Linked DNA regions of Homo sapiens: region 1 is linked to region 2. Evidence: chromatin loops called from intact Hi-C (ENCODE). Cell type or tissue: prostate gland. All regions are shown on one strand. Links, peaks and the distances in the headings refer to the core of each region. The heading gives the core; the rest is flanking DNA.

The links. Peaks named below come from ENCODE experiments on the same cell type or tissue, not always from the same donor. Only the 100,000 strongest peaks of a DNase experiment are listed, where the experiment ranks them.
Region 1: it touches region 2 in a loop (4-fold over the local background); 29 of 110 quality-filtered maps call a loop at or near these places.

Annotation. Positions count from the first base shown.
Region 1 is chr5:64,068,711-64,079,455 of GRCh38, reverse strand. No RefSeq gene overlaps it. Among named protein-coding and RNA genes, the nearest start is that of RNF180, 92 kb to the left of the region's middle. In prostate gland, for the core only: a CTCF peak has its summit at 4,728 (motif pointing left); no DNase peak of the experiment used is centred there.
Region 2 is chr5:64,607,584-64,618,328 of GRCh38, reverse strand. It overlaps RGS7BP (regulator of G protein signaling 7 binding protein), which reads right to left. Exons shown (of 6, transcript NM_001029875.3): 6 at 6,010-9,168. The coding sequence ends at 9,077. Among named protein-coding and RNA genes, the nearest start is that of SHISAL2B, 78 kb to the left of the region's middle. In prostate gland, for the core only: a CTCF peak has its summit at 5,764 (motif pointing right); a DNase peak (open chromatin) is centred at 5,788.

The DNA of each region.
Region 1 (10,745 bases), core at 906-8,905, 540 kb after region 2:
CATGGTGGTGTGCGCCTGTAGTCCCAGCTACTCGGGAGGCTGAGGCAGAGGAATCACTTGAACCCGGGAGGCGGAGGTTGCAGTGAGCCGAGATTGCGCCACTGCACTCCAGTCTGGGCAACAGAGTGAGACTCTTATCTCAAAAAAAAAAAAAAAAAAAAAAAAAAAATTCAGGCAAAAGAAGGCAGACAAAAAACAGTTCAAACTGTATCATTTCATTTACATGTACTTCTCTAACAGTAAACTAAAGTCCAGTGATAGAAATTAGAAAGATGGTTATCACTGGAGATGGTGATTCAGGGACGAGGCACGAAGTGATTTTTGGGATGATGAATTGTTTTATTCTATATCTTGTATTTGTCCAAACTCATTTTTCTGTGTGTACATCATATGTCAAATTTTAAAAAATGAAAGAAATTGAAGTAACAATAGAAATTGTTATTGTTATTATTTTTGAGACAGGGTCTCACTGTTGCCTAGGCTGGAGCGCACTGGTGCTATCATGGCTCATGGCAGACTCAACTTCCTGGGCTCCAGTGATCTTCCCACCTCAGGCTCCTTGGTAGCTGGGACTACAAGGTCATACTACCATGCCTGGCTAGTTTTTGTTTTTTTGGTAGAGATGGGGTTTTGCCATGTTGCCCAGGTTGGTTTCAAACTCTTGAGCTCAAGCGATCTGCCCACCTCAGCCTCGCAAAGTTCTGAGATTACAGGTGTGAGCCACTGCATCTGAGCATAAAATTATTTTGTAAGAGTAATGTGGGGCCGGGCACGGTGGCTCACGCCTGTAATCCCAGCACTTTGGGAGGCCAAGGCGGGCGGATCACAAGGTCAGAAATTCGAAACCAGCCTGGCCAATATGATGAAACCTGGTCTCTATTAAAAATACAAAAATTAGCTGGGAGTGGTGGCGCTCGAGCCTATAGTCCCAGCTACTCCGGAGGCTTGAGGTAGAAGAATCCCTTGAAGCCGGGAGGCGGAGGTTGCAGTGAGCCGAGGTCACGTCACTGCACTCCAGCCTGGGCGACAGAGCAAGACTACATCTCAAAAAAAAAAAAAAAAAAAAAAAAAGAAGAAAAAAACAACCAAACAAAAACAAAAAAAAAAAGAGTGTTTGTGGGAATTAAATGAACTAAAACATGTATATGTAAAACGCTCACAATAGTCCCTGACAAATAACATGTAACATGTAAGCTTTAGAAATTTCTTTTTTTTTTTTTTTTTTAGACGGAGTTTTGCTCTGTCGCCCAGGCTGGGGTGCAGTGGCGCGGTCTAGGCTCACTGCAAGCTCCGCCTCCCGGGTTCACGCCATTCTTCGGCCTTAGCCTCCCAAGTAGCTGGAACTGCAGGCGCCCGCCACTGCGCCCGGCTAATTTTTTTTTGTATTTTTAGTAGAGACGGGGGTTTCACCTTGTTAGCCAGGATGGTCTCTATCTCCTGACCTCGTGATCCGCCCGCCTCGGCCTCCCAAAGTGCTGGGATTACAGGCGTGAGCCAACTCGCCCGGCCAGAAATTACTATTATAATTTATGTTTTCCTTTCTAATGCTCCATTCATTTACTGTACTACTATGTGGTCCTGCACAAATATTCAAACCACAAGATCTATTTCAGAATGTTAGAAATAATGCCTCACATTGCATAACATGAAACTTTTCCGGGCATTATTCAGTTCTGATGTTAAAAAGGCACTGCAGCTGTTTCTACTCATGGAAACCTCTCCACACTCTGTAATTTCTCCATCGGTGGTTTCCCGACCAGCTGACTTCTAAATGGTTGCAAGTTTTCCTTTCCGTTCAATTATCTAGTATTTAAGATACAAGTAGTTAATCCCTCGATCAAATGATGTAGAATTAGACTACTCTGATTGTTACCTCCCCTCAAGGGATTATAAACTTCCACGGAATATAACATTTAAAGCACATTTAAACAGAACATAAGGTGGTTTAGAAAATGATTTTGTGGTAATATCCTCAAAATCCATAGTCCAAAGCACTCATCTGATGAAATTGAGGCAAAGAAATAATCTTTTGCCTGAATTCTGTAGGAACTTGCTTTATCTATACGGTGCGTAAGTGCGAATGCTTCAGCTAAATCGTAGGGTGAAAATACCAGGGAACTGCCTTCTTCAGGTGACAAATAGAAGCCAAACATTGTAGTTTTGGTGAGATTGAATATAAGGGGTAATTTATCTTTTAAAAGGAATTTCGTTTTTTACCCTTCTGGTTTGGAAAGAAAACATTCATTGACAGATGCCAAAGAGTGAAATGTAAATGGTAAAATCACAGGCTTTAAGATAACTTGTTTTAAACCTGTCTTTGACACTGAGAGTCAGCATGAACTTAACATCATTACTCAGGTCTTAACGGTTTTCATAGAGGCTTCAAAGTAGGAAACAGTATCTCCTGTACAAAGTGTGGGTACAATTTCTGAGACAGGGCTTACAATGTAGACAGTAGCTCAGAATAAAGATCACAGGAGACTAAAAGACCAAAATAACTTCTTAGATAAGAAAAAAAATAAAGCCATATTCAAACACTGATTTGCTTTGATATATTAATTCTACCTTCTTTGAAAACTAGATGTAATAAAATATGCCCCGGTTGGCTGGCAGCAGCCTCATTACCCCAATTTCACGTAATTGCTATGTTTGATCAAGCAAGGCTGAACAACGGCTGGCCCAGATATTAGTCTGTGCTCCCATTTCAGATAGAGAAGTTTGCAGGGTGCACAAGCAATGTTTTTCTCCACTGCCTGTAATATGGACATTCCATACTCTGTGTATGGTCAAAGAACTTTTAATGTTAGACACCATATCAGATAAGCCATGCTATGAAAGGCTGTCAAGAGACAAAGTTAGCAAGGTTTTCAACTGCTGTACCTTTTAGCGCTTGGCATTGCTCTTCTTATAAAAACAGTATTTAGTTTAAAAACTTATTTTTATTTTATTTTATTTTTTAAAATTTGAGACAGAGTTTTACACTGTCAGCCAGGCTGGAGCGCAGTAGCACGATCTCCACTCACTGCAACCTCCGCCTCCTGGTTCAAGCAATTCTCCTGCCTCAGCCTCCTGAGTAGCTGGGATTACAGGCACCTGCCACCATGCCCGGCTAATTTTTTTTGTATTTTCAGTAGAGACAGGGTTTTACTATGTTGGCCAGGCTGGCCTTGAACTCCTGACCTCAAGATCCGCCTGCCTCGGCCTCCCAAAAAAAAACTTATTTCTTAATAGACCCCAATGGTTGAATGAAATCCTCTGTCTTTTTACTTTTCCTAGGATTACATTTTCTGTGCAATCTCCTAATGAGAAGGCCTGAGGTCTATAAGATGAGAAAGAGCCAATTCTTAAGAAAATCAGGTTTAGAAGTATTAAACAGGAGATGATTATTGTGCCCTTAAAATAAAGGGGGACAGTAGAAAGTTAATCCATAAAATAAATTTGATTTTACAAAATGTATGTGTACATGTTTATATTCACTAAAAAGTCTTAGTTTTTTTTTTTTGTCTTTAGAATGCTTTTGCTGGTAGTTGCCTTTTCATACACAAAATAATTTCAGGCAATAATTTACTAGGCCTATTTATCATTAAATTAGGGTAGTTCCAGAAATCCTTCCCTCAAAATGTTACACAAAATTGGCACATTCAAAATATTACTTGTAAACCCAGAAACTGATTTCAGAAAAATATCAATCTATAAGCCCCTAAACACCCACCCATCCAACCAATCAACAAACCAATGAAATTATGTTTATAAATCAGCCCGTCAAACTCTTAGACAGCCAAGTGCAATTATATTTAACATGAAATTATATAGGAACTATTAGGCAAGGCAACAAACAACTAACAAAACAAAATTAAACAAAAAATCCCTCCTAAACATCCCTGTAGAAGTTTGTTGTTATAGATGCCATACATCTATGAACAATTCTAATCCCACAGATTGGAAACACCAGAATTTACCTTAAAAAATATATATATGTGTGTGTGTGTATATATATATATATTTGATAAGATATATATATTTGATAAGATATATATTTAATAAAATATTTATATTGATATATATATATTTGAGACAGGGTCTTGCTCTGTCGCCCAGGCTGGAGTGCAGTGGCATGATCTTGGCTCACTGCAACATCCACCTCCTGGGTTCAAGCAATTATCCTGCCTCAGCCTCCTGAATAGCTGGGATTTCAGGCATGCATCACCATGCTCAGCTAATTTTTTGTATTTTTAGTAGAGACAGGGTCTCACTATGTTGGCCAGGCTGGTCTCGAACTCCTGGCCTCAAGTGATCTGCCCGCCTCAGCTTCCCAAAGTGCTGGGATTACAGGCGTGAGCCACCAAGCCCAGCCAATACATATTTTATTTTAAAACTAATCTCTGGAAGTACAGTGTGTTTGGGGGTAACTGATTGCATTTGTATCCTCTTAATTTATACATATATTATTAATTATAAAAATGATGTAACCACATTTCCAAAATTTGAGATGAGGGAAACCAAAACACACTAATAATTGTTTCACTCAACTCAATCACTGTATCACATATTTCAAAGAAAAGGAAACCTCTTTTCTTAGGGATAGTGAGGAAGGTCATATTTCCTGGAGCGTACTTGGAGGTATGCTTAGGAGGTACCACCATTGCTGATCTGTTAACATCTCATTCCTGTATGTTGGTGATGACAACAAGTCACTGTTGTGATTGCCGTCCTCTTTTGTAATATCCCCACCTGCTGGTACTTTAGGAGATTGCCCCCAAAAGCCTTTGAAAGCAGGAAACACCATATCAGGTTTATTATTGTTGTTGTTATTGTTATTATTATTATTTTGAGACAGGGTCTTACTCTGTCACCCAGGGTCACTGCAGCCTTGACCTCCTGGGCTCAAGCAGTCCTCCCATCTCAGCCTCCTAAGTATGTGGGACCATAGGCACACACCACCAAGCTCAGCTATATATATATATATATATATATATATATATATATATATATATATATATATATTTTTTTTTTTTTTTTTGTAGAGATGAGATCTATGTTGCCAAGGCAGTTCTCACACTCCTGGGCTCAAGAGATCCTCCTACTTAGGCCTCTCAAACAGCTGGGATTATAGGCGTGAGCCACTGCACCTGGCATGTGTTTTTATTATTAGTTTGAATTGTAGACTATTCCTACTTGATTTCGGATAACACACACCAGACATTTATAGAACCTGATAGCCTTCATTTCATTTTAGGCACTGTTTAGTATCTTATAACCTTCCCTGTACAATTTGGAGACCTGCTTCTGTCACTTTTGGGTGTGGAACATTTTGTCTTTTTTCCTTCCTTGGAATTCAAATTCTTTGAAAGGAAAGTATATACTTCAAAAAATATACTTAATACATAACCTTGACTGACTCATTGGTCCATACAATAATATTTTTACAACATAAAGGAAGCACATATTTAAAAGACAAAAAATTAACAGATGTTGGCAAGGATGCAGAGAAAAGGGAATGCTTACACACTGTTGGTGGGAATGTCAACTAGTACAACCTCTATGGAAAACAGTAGGGGGGTTTCTCAAAGAACTAAAAATAGAACTAGCATTCTATCTAGCAATCCCACTACTGGGTATCTACCTAAAGGAAAAGAAACCATTATATCAAAAAGATACCTGTACTTGTATGTTTATTGCAGCACTATTCATAATAGCAAAGATATGCAATCAACTTGAGTGTCCATCAATGGATGATTGAATTTAAAATGTGGCAGATATCAACAATGGAATACTATTCAGTCATAAAAAAAGAATAAAATCATATCTTTTGCAGCAACGTACATGGAACTGGAGGCCATTATATTAAGTGAAACAACTCAGACACCGAAAGTTAAATACCACGTGTTCTCACTTATAAGTGGGAGCTAAATAATGTGTATACATGGACATAGACTGTGGAATAATACACATTGGACATGAAGGGAGGAAGGGTGGGAGGGGCCTGAGAGATGAGAAATTACTTAATGGCTACAATATGAATTATTCAGGTGATGGTTACACTAAAAGCCCAGACTTTACCCCATGTAATATATCCACGTAACAAAATGGCACCTGTACTCCTTAAATTTATAAAAATACAATAACATGAAATGCAAAAAAGTATAAAGGAAGTACTAAAATTTCAATGCAACATGATAACTGATATACCTCTTTAGAGATAAACATTTGCTATCATTTCTCTGTAACTTGGTTTCCCCCCATGTAAAGGGAGCCACCAAACTTGATCTACCAGCAATCTACAAACTTACTTAGCCTCTTGCAATCAGAACCTAGCTGCTTTTCCTCTTTGCTAAAACTGAAGCTTCTGTTTCTTGGTTTCCCCTCCTTTTCACTATTCAGCCCACAACAATCTGATTTCTATTCCTACTACTCCATTAAAACTGCTCTTGCTAGGGTGACTAGCCAACATTTTCTTGCTAAATCCAATAAACATGCTCAATTCTTATTTAATGGACCTTTTGAAAACAATCTATACTGTGGACCATTCACTTTTTCCTGGAACATTGTGTCTCCAGTTTTCAAGTGCAATATCTTTCTGGGTTTCCTCTTTTCTCTCCGGCACTCTCTTCTTCATGTCTTTTAAGTCTCCTTCTCTGCCAGATGTTCGATTGTTTTTCAGGGATGTCTGACCTCATCCTCCAGCCCTCATACTTTATACATCTTTCCTGGAAATGGCTTCAGTATTCATCCTGATGCCCTAGCCAAAAAGCTGACCTTCATCCTTCCCTTTTCCACACTCTCCCATTCAATTATCAAACCAATTCTATTTTCCAACCCTATTTTCATCTACTCAGTATTTTCTGTCCTTGCTGTTACTTCCTAGTTCCAGCACCAACCTTTTTTGCCTGGATTACTTTTCTCAGGTTTGTTCCCTCTGCCACCCTCAGGATAAAGTCTAAAATCTTTAACACAGTTTACAAAGTTGCAATTAATTTTCAGCCTTAACTCACTATGTCTTCCAGCACACTCTGTGTTCTCACCACTGTGAAATGACATTCCTGTAGTGGGCTATGCACTGTAACCTCTAGTAGCTAAACTATCATTTAGTAGTTGCACATGTTGACCCCTGCACTTAGAATACACTTCCCTTCAATGCGTCCCCATTCACTTGCTTGTCTCTATTTTTTTTTTTTTTTTTTGAGTTTCAGCCTAGATGTTACTTTCTTTAGAGGAAATCTTCCCTAAAAATTTTCACTTCAACCCTCTGCTGTGGCCATTCTCCCATCTCCTACTATTCTTATCCCTGCCATAGCACTGTGTTCTCCACTAGGTTGTAAGCATCCTAAATCAATGAATCTATCTTGTTTATTCTTATATCCTAAGCCTCAATCACAGTGCCTAGCAGTAGAGGGAGGGTACACATTAAATAGTTCTATCCAGTTAAGCTAAACTAGAATACAGTCTTTAAGATAATTTTAAATAGTAACATTATATGATGCTGAACTTATAGAATCATTGTTTTGGGAATATGTTTCTTGAAGATCTTTTCTTTTTCTTATATGAGCTGAAAATGAAGTTAGAACTGTCTTATATAGAGTTTCTAATAAGAATTTTCAAAGCAAGCCACTGAGAATCTTTGTTTCTAGAAACAACTTATATTCCTTGAATGTAAAGAAAATCCATTGATTATGCTTCTCATATGCATTGAAATATGCTGGTAGTTAAGAAACAGATTTACCCATTGTATTCATTTCTTAGGGCTACCATAACAATACCACAAACCAGGTGGCTTAAAATAACAGAAATTTATTCTTTCACAATTCTGGATGCTGGACATTCAAAATCAAGGTGTCAGCAGGGTTAATTTTTCCTGAGGGTTCTAAGAGGGAGAATCTATGTTCCATGGCTTCTGGTGATGGCTAGCAATCCTTGGTGTTGCTTGACTCATAGGAACACCAGTTGACATCATTCCAGTCTCTGCCTCCATCTCCACATGCCATTCTTTCAGTTTTCCTTTCTTTCTTTACACGGCTATCTTCCAATAAAGGCACTAGTGATATTGGATTAGGGGCCCACCCTTCTCCAATATGACCTCATCTTAATTATGCTTGCAATGACCCAATTTCTAAATAAAGACACATGCTGAGGTACTGCGGGTTAGGACTTCAACATATATTTTTGGAGGGACATAATTCAACCTGTAAAACCAATTTTAGGGTACAAATGTTGGGTGAAAAAAATCTGTTTAGCTCTTTCTGTAGGAAAAACTAAAATTATTATTTGACAAAACTTCATTACTTTGGTGACATGGGCAGTCAAACCACAATTAATTTTTAAATCCCAAAAGTAATACATGTCCATTGAAGAAAGTAAGGGGCCAAAGATGAATACACAAAATAACTTTTCTGCCTTGTATCCTATCTCTAGCTCCACTCCTTTGAAATCTTTGCTGTAAACAATATGATTTGTGTCCTTCCCCATCATTCATCATGTCTGGACAAATACACCAAACACATATACAATTGTGGGATGAGTTTCCTTCCTTTTTTTAAACCATAATGGGAATAGTTTATATATCTTACTCTGAAACCTGACTTTTTTTTCAATCTCATGCACTTTTTAGCTGTTGCATGATAATTTATAATATGGAGGTAATGACATTTATTTTACAATGTGCCTGTTAACATTCACATTGTTTTCAGTTTTTGCCACTATGAGCAACCTTGGAATTTCTATGTGTTATCTTCTAACATATTCTTCTATACTGATGTTTTAACTGTTAGAGGTTTTCAAAAGTGAGCATGCTTGCTCAAAGAGTATATATATATATATATGTATAGTTTTAATAGGTTTTTCTATATTGCTTCCCAAAAAGAAAATACATGGCTCTTTAGCCCCATGAGCTATATTGAGAATGTCTGCTGCCTCACCAACATGAAATGATTTTGCATACTTTAATCAAGACTAATCTGCAGGGTAGAAAATACATCTCATTTATTTACCTTTCATCTCCCTGACATCTAGTTTTCAGCTGATGTTTCCTTCTACATGTATTTATTGGCCATTTGAATTTCTTCTTACATGAGTTGTCTGTTTTTAATTCCTTGCTTATTTTTATATGTTGTTGTTTGTGATTTTCTTAAAATTTTGCAGGAGCTTTGGATACTTTAGAAATACTAACCCTGTGTTTCTCACATGTGTTATTTTTTTCAAATCTATTGATCATCTTTAGAGTTTGTCTATGGCCTCTTTTTCCATATAGATTTTCCATTTTCATGGATTCAAATTGTGTAATGCTTACATATCCTTTTCTGCTTAGGAAGCATTTCCCACTCTAAAATTATTTATTTTCTAAATTTTCTTCATGTTTATTTTTTGCATTTAAATTTCAAATCTATTAGTAATTTATTTTTATATGTTATGTAAAATGGGTGTTTAACTTTGTTTTCCTCCAGAGCGGCCAATTATGCCAGCACCATTTATGTATTAAACAAAACATCTTTCCCCTCTAAGCTGACATATAATATCTAATTTGATTCCCATATATACTTGTATCTATTTCAAGACTGCTACTCTGTTCTACCCAGCTATTTCTCTGTTGCTATGCTAATACTGTGCTATATTTATTACAGTAGAATGGCAGACTTCAAGTTGCCTAGCCAATGTCTTGTATTCCTTTCTTCCTTACCAACAGAACCTTAATTTTGCCTGGGGTAGCAGTGAGGCCAGCTATAATAGAAAATTACATTTTTTTCCCTTGCTTTCAGATATGTATGGCCAAGTGACTCAGATCTAGTCAGTGAAATGCAAATAGAATTGTTGGGTGGGACTTTTACAGATTTCTTTTAAAGTGGGGACAGATAGCTGAGGGAGGTGCCTTTTGTCCTGTACTCCCATCAGGATGTCACAGAGCTACCATATTGGCTTTGTATCATCTACTCTGCAAATCTCCTAGATGAGAGAGCAGATCTATCTCTAAATCAACACTCAAATTGGCTAACACAATCACTAAGAGATATATGTGATATTGTGCTAAAAACCATATCCAGTAATCTCTTGGTCAGTTGTTTGTTTAATCAGGCTGTCTGACCTCCCAGCCTGTCATGGCTGCTGGGAACACAGCTTCCAAGCTTTCCCTGGGGTCCCCTTGGCCAAGAGAGGATCTGTTCACTTGGTTGGGGATGTAGGATCTTGTTTTTTATTTCTTACTTATATGAATTGATTATTTCAACTCTGGTCTCAGTGCTTTAGCTTAAAACTTCTAAAACCACATTAAAAAATAATGGCAATAAGGTTGTTTCTGATTTATTCTTGATTTTAACATTTTGTTTTTAGTGTAATGTTGGCTCTTGTTTTTTTGGTAAATATATAATTTTTTAAACTTCTTGATTTTTTACCAAATACCCAGACTTCAAGGAGATAAAACTTCTCTTTTGGAGGAGCAAACAGCTTTCTAAAATAGTACGTTTAGTTTTTCTATATCCATTTAACCTTTGAATGTTATCAAATAACGTTTTCAATATACAATCATATAGGATTTGTCTTTTCTTTGGTGCCATGAATTATGTTACTGGATTTCCTGCTGTTGATTCAGCCTTACATTACTGGAATAAACTCTGTGAGTGGTCATTTTTCTTTAAATACACAGTTACATGTTGATGTAACAAATTATACTGATGGATATAATAAACACTTTTTCATGGTATATTATTCTTTTTATATACTCGTGGATTTAATTTGTTAATATTTTATTTAGAATTTTT
Region 2 (10,745 bases), core at 1,428-9,427:
TCCAACCTATCGGTAACAGAGATTGACACTGTGCCCATGATACAATGTCATTTCTCGATAGGAACTACCTGCCACTTGATGGTAAGTTGACGGCATCTACCCGACTAGGATTAACCTGTTTTCTGAACGCAGGTTTGCCCTTACTGTCTGCAGGGCTTCATCCAGCACCATTCTCTGTGGACTCACTGACGTGTGATCTACTGAAATAAGATCCTGCATACCACTGCCTCAAACCAAGGGTCCCATTTTATAGGAAACGTTATCAGAGAAAACATGACTACTGGATTCACTGTTCCTATGACATACTCCACCCTGATGGAGTGATGACATGCTCTTAAAGGAGAGGATACCTTGTAACATTGGGTGTTATCCTCCAGGATGCACTATTCTCCTTAAACCAATGGTCGCTATATGGTTGTGTCTCCAATAGATAGAATATATGGGCCCAAAAATCAAAGGCTGAAAGTAAGAGTGGCCTCAGTAATCCACTGTATGCTTCCCATTTCTATAACTTCAGTGTCTGTAGGTCTAGAGATCCTGGGTCCTAGAGGGGAGAAAATGAGTCCCACTAAACTTTAAGCTACAGCTGTTACCAAGTCACTTTAGATTCCTTATGCCAGTTAACTTGTAGGCAAATAAAAGAGTTATCATACAGACAGGGGTAGCTGGCCCTGATCTTCATGGCATGAGAGGGCTACTGCAAAATAATCATGATGCAGGTAAATATTTGGCACTCAGGTTGATGCATCCTCTCTTGGTATTCTCATACCCAGGTTTAACTGTAAGTCAAAAAGAACAGCAAACACAGTCCAATAAGAGCATGGTAACCCTCAGGACCTCATATTCCTTGGTGAGGGTCTAGCCATTCTACCAGGCAACCCAGAAGGGCCAGCCTAGAATGAAGGGTTCTAGAATGGGTGGTAGAATAGGGAGATGATGAGGATCAGCTATACAATCTTGGGACCAAATGCATAAGTGGGGGCTGTGGTTTGTCCCACTATCCCTCTTTTTATTTATGGCTCCAGGAATTGTGACAGCAGAATTCAGAAGAAACTGTATCTGGATGGAGCAAATTTAATGTGAGAAGCAAGTGGATCTGAGCAATGCAAGGGGTGAATTGTCATAAATGCTGTGGTGCCTGCCCAGATTTGTGTCACGGGGCCATAATATTGTCTCTCAGCTGCTGTAAATGTTGGCTGCTGTAGCACTATGCATTCTTTCACACTTAGCTTTTGTCCACTCATCATTGTTATGGTTATATTCTTTCATATGGTTGTAAGTAGCTGTAATGTAGTTCATTTATTTGTTTTTACTGCTCTATAGCATTCAACTGCATGAATATACCACAATTTGCTCATTCCATGCTTCTATTGATGGATCTTTGAATTGTTTACTGTTTTTGGCTGCTGCAAATAATGTAGCTATGAATATTCTTTTACCTGTCTGAATACACACACATATGTTTTTGTTGGGTTTCTATCTAGGAGTGAAATTATTAGATCAGAGGGTACACAAATGTTCTAGATAACAGATATTGTTGAACAGTTTTCCAAAGTGGTGTGTGTCCTGTTAGGAACTATTTCACAATTCTACAGGTGTGAAGATATTCTCCTATATTATCTTCTGTACTTTTTACTTTTTAACTTTATATCAGTAATCAATTTGGAATTAATTTTTGTGCATGACATGAGGCAGCAGTCAAGTTTACATTTTTTTCCACATGGAAATCAATTAATGTTTGATTTAAAACACTTTTTAAAAGATTTTCCTTTCCCCAATGTTCTCCAGTACGGTATCGTGCAATGTTTTGTTTGTTTGATTTTTTCTCCATAAAAGAGCTTTAGTTCTAAGCAAGTAATTAGACAGTTATTTGGTTGAACCTCTTATGATGTTGGTGTTATTATCCCCATTTTACTATGAGGAAACTGAGGCATATGGAAATTAATTTAGTGAACAGGCTCTTCTGTACAAAGATGCACCTCATAATGCCTTAAACAAGGTAGACATTACTTTATTTATTTATTTTTGTGGGTATTAGGATGGAGGTAGGTGGCCCAGGGCTGCTAGATATGAAAATAAATAAAATTTAAGAGCTATTGGAATCCCCCAAACACTTTCAGCCTTGAGAGAGATATGACTGTGATCTGAGTTAAATATTGTTACCATCTCTGCTCTTAGATTATAGATTAACTCGCTTTCTTATTTTTCTTGTTTAGTTCATTGGCTGGAGAGAATTAAACACCAAATACTTTAAGCCTTGAGAGAGATATGACTGTGATCTGAGTCAAATATGGTTACAATCTCTGTTCTTGTTTTATAGATTAACTTGCTTTCTTATTTTTCTCGTTCGGTTCAATGGCTAGAGAGAATTAAACATCAGGAACAAAACCTCCTGCCTTCTTAATTAATGACTCTTAGATTAATTTCTCCTTTGTTGTCCTGCTTTGCCTAGACCAGATGACAGAAAACCCATGGTTATTACACCCTCTGTAAGAGTGTGTCAAGTGTACCCTTCCCAGAAAGAAACACTGCCTATAAGCAAATTGCTATGTGTGCCAACCTTGTATGAATAAGGTAATTCTGCTAAAATCTCCTCTGTCTCTGCCTATAGAAATGAAATCTTAATTTCCTTACTTTCGAACACTGACTCTATTCCTTTGGAGGTGGTGTTTCTGGGTGGTACATCTTCCCACTTGGGCTTCAAGAAACTCTCTTTAAGTTAGATTTTGATTATTTTAGGTTGACATAGGGAACCTCTGCCATCTTCAGTTGGTGTCCATTTCTGGATCCAGCATGGTTGCTTCAGTTCCCACGCTCGTGTTCTCATTGCACAGGGAAGAAAAGAAGATCACGAAAATGCATGCCCTTTATTTAATGAATGTTACCTGGAAATTGTGCACTTCTACTCATACACTTCTGGCCAAATTCAGTTATACAGCCACACTCACATGCAGAGGAGCCTGGGAAATGGGAGTCTTACTTTAGGTGACTAGTGGTGTCTTTGGGTTCTCTATTACTAAAGAAGAAAAGGAGAGAATGGATACTGGAACTGCTAGCCATAGGCATGTACTTGGTTGCAGCACATCTGAGATTCACATGAAAGTCTATGAACTCCAAGCTGTACTGTACAGCCCTTGGCATCCAGCTGGACCACAACAGTTTGCCCCTTGAAAACCTTCTTGGGATACATTCCTGTCAGAATTTCATTTCTAGATATCTCTCCAGGAATGTAGGGGTATGTGTGTGCGTGTGTGTGTGTGTGTGTGTGTGTGTATCCTTTTATTAGAAAACAAAATTATTTAACTTAATGTATTTCTTTTTCTTGCTGTAGCTATCAGAAACCCTGAGCTAAATTTAAAGACATTGCTCTTGTTAGTGAAAAAGTTTCTAAATCTGTTTTACTCCTTCCTCTAGTGACTTCACTTACCAGGTTTTGTTTCTCTCTTACCTTCTTTTCCAGGCCCTTCCTTCCTTTCTCTCTCTTTCCTTCTCACCCATCTTTGTGTCTCTCTGTCTCTTCTATTCTCAAAAGCTCTGGCGCCCTGTTGTTTCCTCTCCATATCCCCACTGCCCATATTTTGACAAAGAATAAGCCAAGGAGGGGATGGGAATAGGGTGGGGAAGAGGATGAAGACAAGTAGTGAGTCAAAAATGTCCCTCTCACATATTCATTTTTTAAAACTTTTATTATTAGTTTTTATTACACAAGTAATACATGTTCATTGTAGAAAAATTAGAAAACACAGAAAAGCAAAAAGAAAAAATAATCACCCATAATCCCACTACCCATAACTACTATTAACATTTTAGTGTATGTCCTTCTAGCTTTCTTATGCATATATATACATACATAGATATATTTATATATAATTTTCTTTTTTACAAATATTGTGTCATACTATACATACTGTTTTATAACATGTGTTTTTCATTTAATATATATTGTGAACATCATTGTTTATTCCCTGAAAAATTTTACAGACACTACATGCTCATTGTGGAAAATTAGAAGTTACAGATATGCAAAAAGAAAATATAATTGCTCCAAATCTCACCTCCCAGAGATAAATGCTTTTACACTTTGGCAAGTATCCTTTCAGACTCTTTAATGCACACATGCATACATATATTTTTAAAAAGGGATCGTACTATAAATATTCCTCTATAACTTCCTTTTTCATCTAACAATATAGCTTGTACATTTCAATAAATACACATATGGTGCTTATTCTTAACTGGTACACAGTATTCCATTGAAAGGATGTACCATATTTAACCAACCCTATAAAGTAGGCTTATTTACATTTTTCTGCTTATCCAAATAATGCTGCTATAAACATCCTTTCTTGCATATACTTTTTGAATAATGAATAAATACATCTTAGCTCATTTTATTTTCTGACCCATTTAAAGGAGAATTTCCCTAAAGTGGAATTACTAGGCATGCAGGAAAACTATATTACCAAAATATTTTTTCAGAAAGGTGGAATCAATTTACATTCCTGTTGACTCTGTAAGAGGTTTATTTCTGTACTTCCTTTTTGTCCCTGGGAATTTTAATTCTTTATACCGTTTGCCTTTCTGACATATAAAAAGGAATATATCATATTAACTTGCATTTTTTATTACTAGTATATTAAAACACTTTTTCATATTTATTATTAGTAGGTTATTTTAGTTTATTGTGCATTGCCAGTTTGTGTTCTTGGTCCAATTTTCTGTTGGAAAGTTTGATTCTCCTTGAATTATAAAATGTCATTTATTCATTCATTATTCACTCATTCAATAAGTATGTTTTCAGCATTTGCTTTGTGTAGCACTGTGTTAGGTGTTATGGATACAACAATAAGCAAAATAGACATGGTTGCTGCCTTCTTATACTTCCAATTTAATAGGGATAAACAGGCAATTAAACAAGCAATAATGAAAACGTTCAATAAGGAAAGAATGAAATGGAAACACTTGGTTGAGAAGGGGATTGTAGATCATGGAAATGTCCCAAAAGTAGTGATGTTTAAGCTCTTAATATGTATTTGAGATCTATACTTTTTGTAGCATATATTGTTTTCTCAATTTGGTTTGTTATTTTTTACTATATAGGAGTTTAGCATTTTTAATCAGTCAAATTCCATCCATCCTTTCTTTCTGTTTTTTTCCTTTGGTGTCACTCAAAGAAAGGCTTCTTTCACACTAAAATTATATAAATATCCATTCACATTGCCTGCTAGTCTTGTTGTATGTTTATTTATGTGCTTGAATATGTAAATCTTTATTTCATCTGGAATTTATTCTGATAAAAATTATGAGGTATAGGTCTAATATTTCTCTCAAGAAATAGCTAACCAGCTATCCCAATATAAATTAATAATCCAAACTTTTCTGATAGATCTGAAATGTCATTTTTATAATATACCCAATTCTTTTATATTCTTAGGTCTATTATGGTCTATATATTTAATTCTAATAATTTATCCTGAGGCCAATAGTATCACAGCTTTTTCTCATCCTACCTATGGTTACCTGAAAGTTGAGCATTTTGTATTTGGTGACATTCCTAAGACAAAGAAATGATAGACGTTGCCTGGGTATGTGGGTAGGGTGGGAAGTTTGACCGGATGATATGCTTAATCCTTTCAATGTTGACACTTTCAGAGTTTTAAATTCCAGATGGGATCATTGTTAATCTGGTCCATTTGTTTGCTGTTTAAAACAAAGTAGATGCTTTTACATTCTGTCTTTATTTCACCTCACTCTGAAGCTCAGCTTTCAGTAGGTGGCAGTATTGCCAAACACTCAGTATCCCGACTGGTTTCGTAGGAGCACAGAGAAACAAAATGGTCTGGCAATTTTAGAATTTCCCCCAAGAGCTTTAACTCATTAGAGGAGGCATCAGGACTATGCTACTTCTAAAGCTTTCTTTATACCCCTGAATAATGGCATAACCAGAGGTTTGCAGTGAGTCTGCTCCTAGATGCGTGCAAAACATTAGCGGACAGAATTTTTTTTTTCTGGCTTGTTTTTTTTGTTTGTTTTTTTAAGTGACACCTTGGCCTTGTGGGCATTTCTTCACTTATCTTACCCAAAAGTGCCTTTGGGCCCAGCCACTGACTGATTTAAAACCCAGAAATGTGGTTTTAAACAATGTGGTCGTGGTGGAATTCAGGTGATTTTTATTTTCTATTTGGTAGTATTTTTCAGATTTCCCACAAAGAACATGTATTGTCTTTGTAATTTGAAAAAAAAATCAACACAGGATAGTAAAGATATGGTGGGAAAATGGGTGAATGTATGCCACAAAAGTTTACATCATTTTCTGTTTCAAGCCTGTGGGTACATGCGACAAAATGAGTTCAATGTTCTCTTCTTAACCCTAGAGATCAGCTCAGTGTTATTGCTAATCTGAAAGCGAATTACCAGCAGGAAGCCGAGACAGTAGAACTTTATCGCTTGGAACCACACCTGAGAAAATCCTTTGGTAGGTGAGAGGAGAGTGGGGCAGCTCCTAAGGGATGCATTGGCCTGTCTAATGTGAGACGGTGAATTACCTACTGTAACCTTGGGCCAGTGTAGGTTACCAGGGTTTTGAGCACTAAACTTAATTTTAGTATATGCTACTGAAAGAGGATCTTTAGATCTTGGAGTTTATCCACGGGAACTACAAAACTGATCAAAGGCTGGAAAACAGGCACTATGAATAAAAGATACGGTAGCTGAATATATTACCTTAAATATGCAAACTCTGGCTAGGTAATTAGACAAATTCCCATCTCCATGAATAGCTACTATAGCCTTTTCAGACATGGAGGTGAGACCTGAATTTATTAACAGTCTTCAGTTGTACAAAGGACAATTGCACAGAAGGTAAGTGTTACTTTCACACTGAGGCTAAGGTGAGAATGAACACAAGTTAACCAAGCAGAAGTTATTTAGGTCAGGCATTTAGAAGAACGTGCTGAACAAGATTGGGCTTATCAGTTAATAACTTTTGCATGGATTAGTAGGAACTAGATTGAAGCTAGAGTTCAATATAGTTGAAGTATAGGAGAGGGCAGAGGCAGGTGCTGAGAGCTGCCAAACTGGGCTACTTCAAAATTTCAAAAACAATGGATCTTAAATGAAATGACCTTAGTGGGTGAAAATGAATTAGATTCAGGAAAGGATATTAAGCTGAAATCAAGGTTTGCAGACCAGATAAGTCTGGATTGCTTGCTTTTCCAGGGAGTATTTACCCTAAGAGTCTTTAAATAGCCAAATTGTTTTACAAATATTTGATTCAGAAAATTGTGATTTTCTCATATAGCTTTCCACGGCTACTTCTTTTTTTTGAAGCCAGGTATACCTATAACCATGCATTAATTACTGGTTCCTTGGAACACAACTCTAGATTCAAAGAATAAGGCCAAAAACCAGCTGGTATGATCTAAATAGAGACCTGTATAACGTTCTCTTCCAACCCTTTAATTCTTTCACTTTCAATCAAAAGAGCTAGAAGACAATTCCAAGTATAATTTCCACATTGGATATTAGGGTGAACTATAAGAAATTGCCATTTTGTAGGTCAAAACAGTCACATATAGGAAATTTCATATAATTCAACCTAATACAATAATTATTACAGTAGTTCATCTTCACTAAAGCAAAAGGCCTTAATATATTTAGTTTTTAGGTAAAAATATTGGTATACATATAAATGCCTGTGCACATAAGTATTGGTAAAGAACAGGGTTGGGACTAAAGATGTGTCTTGGATAAACCACTTATCGGCATCTAGCTCATCCTTCTATTGTACTGGACACTGGTGCCTCCTGTCTGACTTGAAGGTTTTTCAGACTATGGAAAACAAGAAAAAAAGTGCAAAGACTTGATCTCTCAACCCATGGGAAATTCTGTCTGGGAAATGGGCCAAAGGAAGAACAGGAGACGGTATAACAAAATTTGTACCATGTTACAAGTTTAGTGAAGGAAGATCACAACAAAGCTGTGAGCAGAAAAACAAAGCATGTGGCTTCCTCCTTTCTAAAATATAGTATTGCTTAATGTGTCCTGCTTTCAAGAGTCTAAGCATAAGACAAGACACCAAGTACACGTTGGAAAAATCTTATCTGCATAGTCATCTAAAATGAGACAAGCTTAGCTTAACTAAAAAACTTTATTAACAATGTAAAATGTTAAATATTTTTATAATCTGAGCTAATTCCAGCATGCCCTATAAGATTTAACACTATGCTGATGTGCAGACACCATGCTTCAGATTTCAATTAGAACAAAATGTAATAATATTTGATTTTACATTTGAGGGCAATTGTATATGTTACTACACCATTTCCTAACTGGATTACTTCATTCTCCAAGAAGCTGAAAAAGACATCATTGGATCAAAAAGAAATTAGTTGCCCATATGCATTTGTACGAAGGTATTAGGATTATTGTGTATTTACAAAATTTTAGTACTTTTCATATGTGGTTTTTGTTGCTTTATAAATTAAGATACTTTTATGTTGAAGCTCTTAGATTCTGACAGAATGGAAGACTAAATGTAAATGAGTGCAGAGAAAGCAATAGGTGAGGTGGTATATGTTTGCTTATAATATTATTTCTAATGATATTGATAGATTGGATTTTTGAACACAGTTTTTCAGTTTTAAATAGATTTCTATGTTTAAAGACTTCTTTCATATACGATAAATTTTAACATGAGATCAGCAAGAGCTATAGATATACTATTATATGTGAAATATTTTTCCTCTGTATAATACATTTAAAAAACCTTTAAATAATTTAAAAATCATAATTCTTGCATCTGTCATGGCGTGGTTTGGAGCAGACATGCACAATGTCAGCTTTAAAATTCCCTTTTAAAAACAGCCTGGTTTTTGAATCTGTTCTTTTTTTTCTTGACGGCAGCTGCTTTCAAGTGTAAAATCATTTAAAAGGGCAGGGGGAGGCAGATAAAAGTAATAAGGAAGCATAGAAAACATAGTCAAAAACCAATAACTGTGTGGTTCAGCTGTCTGGAGGTCCTCGGGTTTTGTGATTTTTTTTCAGATGTTCTCAGTGGGTTTCCAGGAGGAGCCACCTAGCTTGAGATGAGACAACACAGCCCAAAGAACCTTCTCTTCCGTCTTCTCACCAGGGGGTAGGGAGTTAGATTCAGAAGGCTGCTGTCATCTGTGATGGGACATAATGTGCACATAAGTGAGGTATAGACACAACAACCTGCTTTTTAGGAAGTGGCTTTAAAAATCCACCATCCTCCTAATCAGGATTTCTCAACCTCAGCACTGTTGGCATTTTGGACCAGATGATTCTTGGTTGTGGGGTACTGTCCTGAGCACTGTGGAATGTTTAGTAGCATCCCTCAATTCATCAGATGCCAGTAGCACTGTATGACAATTTGTGGCAACCAAGTATATCCCCAGCTATGACCAAATGTTCCCTGGGGTGGGAGGCAAAAGAGTTCAAGGCTGAGAACCACTGCTTAAAATTGAATTGAAACTGCTTAGAGGCAATCTTTCAGTTGGGAAACGTATATACCTTATTTGAAAGAACCCATGCTTATGAGTAAGGTTGGCTTCTTTTCTAAACCTGCCTCTGCTATTTGCCAGTTCTGTGACTTTGAACATGTAACTGAAGCTTGCTAAGCTGTCTGTAAAATAGAGTTTAATAAAACTTAGCCCAGGTGAGGATTACATGAAATAATCTATGAAAAACATTTAGCTATGGTGAGTAGCTTACTGTCTAGCATAGAGGAAGCGTTTAGTTAAAATAGCTATTATTAACTATTTTCCTTTACATTGGATCATTATCACACCTTCATTCATTGACTTCATGTCTCTTCATGTTTCAACTATTTCCTATTGAGTCTTTCCCCAGCACTTTCTATAGATTTCTGTACACAAGGGCATTCATAGAAGACTGCCAGCTGTTGAATTAATAAGTTTTGGTTTGAAATTTTTAGGATGATGACAGGTAGAGGTAGAAATAAACCAGTAAATCTAATCTGGTTTAAAGAGTTGGGTTATTTAAAAAAGTGCAAAGCAAAAGAGAAGGTGGGTAGAAATATCCTGTTGAAGCAGAACTTGTCAATGTGGGTCCCAGAGGCAAAGGACTATGAGGGGATAATCTAGAATTTTCCAACTGGGGCAGTGTTATGACATGGTCAGACTGGAGCTAAGGGCAACAAGATGGTTGGCATTGGTGACTGTTACGTACCTAAGCTCCGCCAAGACTAGTTGCACTTTCCTTCCAGAGTGGGGCTAAGGAGTTCCCTCCTTTCCCTGTCCTAACCTTAAAGGGGATGGAAGCTTGGCAAAGGGCACAGAAGCAGAAGTTAGATGAAGAGATAGCTAAAGTGAAGAATGTGCCCCACCTCAATCGAACTGATTCGTAGAAGAGGGCTTGTTTTTCCTGATTACTGAGCCTAGATGCTGTAAACCAAAAATAAAATTGTAAACCCCCCAACCACCTGAATGGCCCCCTCCTCTCAGCCAACTGCATTCCAAAGTTAACTTGAAAAGCTAGTTCAGGCCATGTTGGGAAGAGGCAGTTGAACATTCTTCATTATATCCTCCTCCCTTTTGGAATTTAGACAAAGCTGACTGGAGTTAACATCAACACAGAGACCTTAAGACTGATAAAACAGACTCCTTCCGTCCGATAAGAAGCATTTATAATCTATTTTTGCTGAAGTCTGCTACCTGGAGGCTTCATCTACATGATAAAACCTTGGTCTCCATAACCCCCTA